2 separate regions of the Homo sapiens genome follow, and region 2 is linked to region 1. A link is an interaction called in ENCODE POLR2A ChIA-PET data of the cell type or tissue named here. Cell type or tissue: A673. All regions are shown on one strand. Each heading gives the region's core, and the rest is flanking DNA. Links, peaks and the distances in the headings are about the cores only. Region 1 overlaps LRP8 (LDL receptor related protein 8). Region 2 has its middle 42 kb from the start of DMRTB1.

Region 1 (2,920 bases), core at 157-2,656:
TCTTAGCAGTCTCATCTCGTAGCAGTATCTTTGCATTCTGATTGTCCATTCAGAGCTTTATCTCCCTTACTTGGCTATGAGTACTTCAAGGACAGGAACTTTGTCCTTTTATCCTGGGAATCTTCAGTATGCCGAGTTAGTCAGCAAATGTTTTAAAAACTTCTCCCCTGTGTAAGACACTGACTGTGCCAAGTGCCAAGGATCCAGGGAAGAAAAAAATAAAGACTTTAAGAGCTTTCAGTCTTTAATCAGGCAAAAATAAAGTCCTTTAAGGTAGATGTTAATACATGTCATTATGTGCTATGATAGGGGCATGTTGGATATAGATAGAGACAGAGGAACAATGTAATAGTGGCATGATACTCTTGTGAAGGGATGGTAGAAGGAAAGGTAATTCCAGAGTAAAAGTGGCGCTTCTGGAGAAGACAGCATTTGAATTGGCCTTGAAAGGCTTCACCAGGAAAGATGATGGTGAGGTGATTATTCCAGGATTATTTTGATTGGAGTGGAGAAAGATAAATCTACCCCTTTCTTGCCATCCTTTGCCCTATAGAAAGAGGCAGATATATGCTGTTTTGCTGACATAACTCACTCTGAAATATTCAATATTTTTAATTTCTGCTAATCTGAGGAGTGAAAGATGAGTATTATTTCCCTGACATTTCCCTGTGAGGTAGAGTATATTTTCGTAAGCTTATCAGCCCCTTTACTTATATTTTATCTGTTATGAATCGCCCACTCACAGTCTTTTCTTATTTTTCTATTGGCTATCTTTTTCTTATTTATAGAAATATTTATACATGACAAATATTAAACCTTTAAAATATATGTTACAAATATTTTCTTCCAGTCTGACATTTGGTTTTAAAGTTTGTTTATGGTATCTTTTGCCATGCATAAATATGAAACTTTTAAGTATCAGATTTGTCAATCTTTTAAGATTTCTGGGTTTTGTGTCTTGCTTAAGAAGGCCAGCCTCACTCTAACTTATTAAAATATCTCCTGATGTTTTTCTTTTCTACTTTAAACTTTTTTTTAGTATTAGGATATTAATCTATTTGGAATTTAAATTTTAGAGTATCGTATGAGGTAGAGATTTAACTGTTTTTTTCTCTATATACCTGTCTAGTTTCCCCAAAACCATCATTGAATAATCCATACTTCTCTCCTGACTTGCACGTCATCTTTATTATAAACTACCTCCCATACGTACTTTGATTTGCGTCTAAGCAGTTTATTTTCCTTCACTGATTTATATATTCCTACATACTATTAGCACAACTTCATGATATGTTATGCTCACAACATCTTCTCAGCTATTTTTATTCAGTTTCTCTTCTAGGTGAACTTCAGAATAATCTTATCAATTCTATAAAAATTTTGGTGAAGTTTTTATCAAGATTGTTTTAGATATATGAGTTTATGTGAGGAGAATATACCTTTTTATTATATTAAAGCTTCCCATCCAGAAATGTGGCCTATTTATTTCAGTCTTCTTTTACGTCCCTCAGCAGAATTTTATAGATTACACAGGACTTGCGTATTTCTTCTTAGGTTTTCCTAGGTATTTTATAGCTTTTGATGGGCTATTACGAATGTATTTTTATTCCATTACTTTTTCTTTTTCTTTTTCTTTTTAAGAGACAAGAAGATCTTGCACTCTTGCCCAGGCTGGAGTGCAGTGGTGCGATCACAGTTCACTGCATCCTCGAACTCCTGGGCTCAAGGGATTCTCCTGCCTCAGCATCCCGAGTAGCTGGGACTACAGGCATGCACCACCACACCTGGCTAATTTTTTAAATTAATTTTTTTGTAAAGACCAGGGCTCACCATCTTGCCCGGGCTGGTCTTGAACTCCAGGGTTCAAGCAATCCTCCTGCCTCAGCCTCCCAAAATGTTGGTATTACATATGTGAGCCACTGTGCCTGGCCTCCGTTAAATTTTCTAATTGGTTGTTGCTGATTAAAAAGACGGCTAATGATCTTTTATGTTGATTCTTGATTAACTAAAATTATTTCTGATAGTTTTTCACCAGCTTCTCTTAAGAGTTTCTAAAAATACAAATAGCTGTTAATAACAGTTTGGTTTCCTCCTTTCTCATATGTATTTATTTATTTACTTTTTTTTTTTTTTTTTTGAGACAAGGTCTCACTCTGTTGCCCAGGCTGGAGTGCAGTGGCATGATTGTGGCTCACTGCAGCCTTGACCTCCCAGGCTCAAGCAATCCTCCCACCTCAGCCTTCTGAGTAGCTGGGACTACAGGTGCCCGCCACCATGCCCAACTACTTTGTATTTTTTGTAGAGATGGGTTTTCGCCATGTTGGCCAGGCTGGTCTCGAACTCCTGGCCTCAAGTAATCTGCCTGCCTCAGCCTCCCACAGTGTTGGGATTACAGGCGTGAGCCACCGCACCTGGGCTCCTTTCCCATATTTATACCCTTAAATTTTTTTCTGGCCTTACTGCATAGCTAGATCTCTAAGACAATAAATATTAGCAATGATAACTGCCTTGTTCCTGTCTTTAATGCTTATCAATTATTGTAATCTTACTAAAACAGAAACCCCTTCCATAGCATCCTAGATAGGTGATCATTCAGCCTCCACTGGGATGCTCAGAGTGACTGCTAATCACCTTACAAAGCTACTTGCTCCATTTTTACCCAGCTGTGTTGGAGAGAGCTTCCTCCTTTAATCATTAACATAGTCATTTATTCTAAATCAGAGCTTGTGTTGCCCTCTGTGTCTCCTTCTAGAGATGTTCTTCTTCAGGTGGAGCCTCACCTTTGGAAATAAACACTCTGCCTGGCCCCATCCCACTCTCCACCCCCCAGTTTTGGGAGAGAATCGTTTTCTTAGAGAAATCTAGGGAAGCAGCAGCATTAGGGCAAAGGTGTGGTAAAATTCACTCATTCATTCAGCAC
Region 2 (2,920 bases), core at 234-2,733, 160 kb before region 1:
ACCACAGGTGCGCACCACCTGTGATTGCAGGTGTGCACCACTACACCCAGCTAATTTTTGTATTTTTAGTAGAGATGGGGTTTCACCATGCTGGCCAGGGTGGTCTCGAACTCCTAACCTCAAGTGATCCATCCGCCTAGGTCTCCCAAAGTGCTGGGATTTCAGGCATGAACCACTGCACCCGGCCCAAATGGGCTTTCTCTTCATGTATCTCTCTTATCAGAGAGGAAAATCTTTCTCAGAAGCTTCTAGCATATTTCCCCTTCAGTCTCATTGCGTGGAATTTGATGACAAGCCTTCCCATAGGTGCTGAACAAAACTAAGATCTGTTGTCACTCATTGAAGGAGATGGAAATGGCTATTAGGTAGGCAACCAGGGTCTGTCTTGCATTATTTTCCCTATTTTACAGGTGAGGAAACTGAGGCTTAGAGAGATTAGTAAGGTCAAACTGGAAGGACAAAACCAAGATTTAAAACAGATCCGTCTGCCTCCAAAGCAGTTTGCTGTCACATTACTTGCTTTAGCCTGGAACTTGCTATAAGGCAGAGTTACTATTAATCACATCAAAAGGAATTTATTACTGAAAGTGTCAGAAAAACTGCTTTTTAACAGTGATTAATACATAATTAGGTCTCAAAGCTAGGAGTCTTTGGACAATGATGGATTCATGAATAACAGGAAACTAGGTGAGAAAAAACACAAAGACAAAGAAGTATCTTAAAAGAAAGTAAATGTTTATAATCTTTTTTGGCAGGCATCTGCAGTCTTTTAATTCTGCCCTTTCTGCCCCCGCTCCCCGCACTTGACTTTCCAGAAATGGCCAATTTCTTTCAAATGCTGTATACTGGAAAAATCCAAAGGACTCATCAGATGAACACATTTCAAAGAGCCACTACCAATTTTTTTTCTTAAGCAAAGCATCAAGCCTCTGATTTGCCGCTGATAAATTCTCTGTAAGTAGCATTATAATTAAGCACACACAAACCATTCTGTGTTTCCAAGAATACAATTGGGCTGGCACTGAATCGGTGATAGCGTGCAGGCACCGGGTGGGAGGGGTCCATTGCATCTCAACTACCATGTACCGTCTTTGTGCCGAGACCAATCCGTCTCTCTCCTTGACACCCTCTGAATCACAGGCCATTGCCCATTCACCCCATGTCTGTCACGGAGCTCTTTTATGGGGCACCTTCACTGAGCCTTGAGACTGTGGCCGTCCTGCTTCTAGGCTCTGGTCAGAGAAAATGCCAGGAAAGCAAAGTGCAACATGACTTCCTCTCTCAGCATGACTTCCTCCCACCTCCTACCAGGCTGGTGGAAAAAAAACCAATGGTGTGAAAGCAAAACTGGGAAAAGAGAGAGGCAGCTCGGGGTGGGGGTGGCAGGGGTGGCAGGAAAGGGCTGAGCGGTCAGTCAGGCTTCCAAACCTGGTTTCACTGCCCTGGCTTACAAGGCTTTGACAAGGTACCTTACCCTGACATGCCTCAGTTTCCTCCTATGTAAATGGGGAACCACAACACCAACCTTGAAGACTAATTGTGAGAATAAGCAATAATTTATGTAAAACACATGGGATATCATAAATGCTCAATATATTATAGCACTTATTATTACCAGCCTCTTAGTAAAAAGTTGACAGTCTGTTAGCACGAAACATTTAGCATGTGTTATTGTTGTGGTTGTTCTTGGATATCTACAGGATATAGTTGCTTTAAGTTTTAATGCATCAAAAAAATCCATAACCCATTTTTGGAAATTCAGCACACAGGAAAGTGAAAAGTAAGTAGCCTGGGAGTGTTGTGTGTATAGAAGTCAACAGTGGCAACCCTATCTCCCCCTGGCTTCTATGCAAACAGTTTCTTTTACAAATGTGTTTTTGGTATGCAAATCACTCTATGCAGATTTCTGTGTGTGCAAAATACAGCATAGAAAAATGGCCTTCTTGCCAAGGAAGACAGGAGATGTTGGCTGCCGTCAAATGAAATAGCAGCAAATTTTAGATTTCTTTTCCTACTGCTCTTTCTAACAATGTATGGGGTGAGCATATTTTTGGCACGTTATACTCAACTATTTTGGCTTTAGATTGTGTGTTCTTGTGATAAAAGTGTGGTTATTGAAGCATGTAACTACTTTTTGAAGCCGTAATCATGTTTAGTGGTGTTTAATTTAGAATTTCACAACAGCGTGCTACCTCAGGTTAGTTCTAAACTCACAGATGGCTTTGCATGTAAGGTTAGGCTGCTAGTGTCTGTGTACTTCCTGCTTTTCTGTAAAGACTCCAGCTTATTAAAGGATTTAATGTCATATTTTGGAACATGTTTTCTCCCTAATTAATGTATGGCTTAGTAAGTGAAAAGAATACATTTAATATTAAAATCCTCCTTTTCTTTTGGTGCACATTGAAAGCTGGCACATAATTCACAAGGAAATATTTTACCATCCAGGCAGAATAAGAATACATCTCTTTTAGGGTATTCCTTGCCATTTCCAATGCCTTTTCCCATTGGTTCTTCTGTGAGCTAATGGAAGGAAGTGAGATACAAACTTTGTCTAAGGTCACTTGTCATAGAAGGCCTGTCGACATCCAGGCCTGGGTTTTTGTTTTCCTCAATCATATGCAAGAAACACAGCACCTGTAAACCAGTGGCCCGAAACCGTGCTTTCTCTCTCTCCTCTTCTTTTTCCCTTTCCACCCAAGCATTTTTTGCTTGTTTTGGGTGTTTCGAACTTGCCAAATGAGCCACTCCTTAATTTTACAAAATCAACGTTTAATTTGAAGGCATTTTTCAAAACAAAGTACACGGCCTGAGAGAGAGTGCCAAGTGCGGCTTACCCTTATCGGACATCACCGATCGCTGGAGAGAGGGTGGAGGAGAGTGTCTCCTCTCGCTCGTTATCTGTTTACTCACTCATGCTGAC

Evidence for each region. Peaks named below come from ENCODE experiments on the same cell type or tissue, not always from the same donor. Only the 100,000 strongest peaks of a DNase experiment are listed, where the experiment ranks them.
Region 2: POLR2A ChIA-PET joins it to region 1 with 15 read pairs; 4 of 35 experiments call an interaction of 5 or more read pairs at or near these places.

What each region holds. Positions count from the first base shown.
Region 1 is chr1:53,251,259-53,254,178 of GRCh38, reverse strand. All of the region lies in intron 16 of LRP8 (LDL receptor related protein 8), which reads left to right. It overlaps LOC105378728 (a long non-coding RNA gene), which reads right to left. Exons shown (of 6, transcript XR_947355.3): 1 at 1-2,920. Among named protein-coding and RNA genes, the nearest start is that of MAGOH-DT, 14 kb to the right of the region's middle. RefSeq lists silencers at 1-102, 292-395. In A673, for the core only: no CTCF peak of the experiment used is centred there; no DNase peak of the experiment used is centred there; H3K27me3 peaks cover 2,031 bases.
Region 2 is chr1:53,415,562-53,418,481 of GRCh38, reverse strand. No RefSeq gene overlaps it. Among named protein-coding and RNA genes, the nearest start is that of DMRTB1, 42 kb to the left of the region's middle. In A673, for the core only: no CTCF peak of the experiment used is centred there; no DNase peak of the experiment used is centred there; H3K27me3 peaks cover 1,844 bases.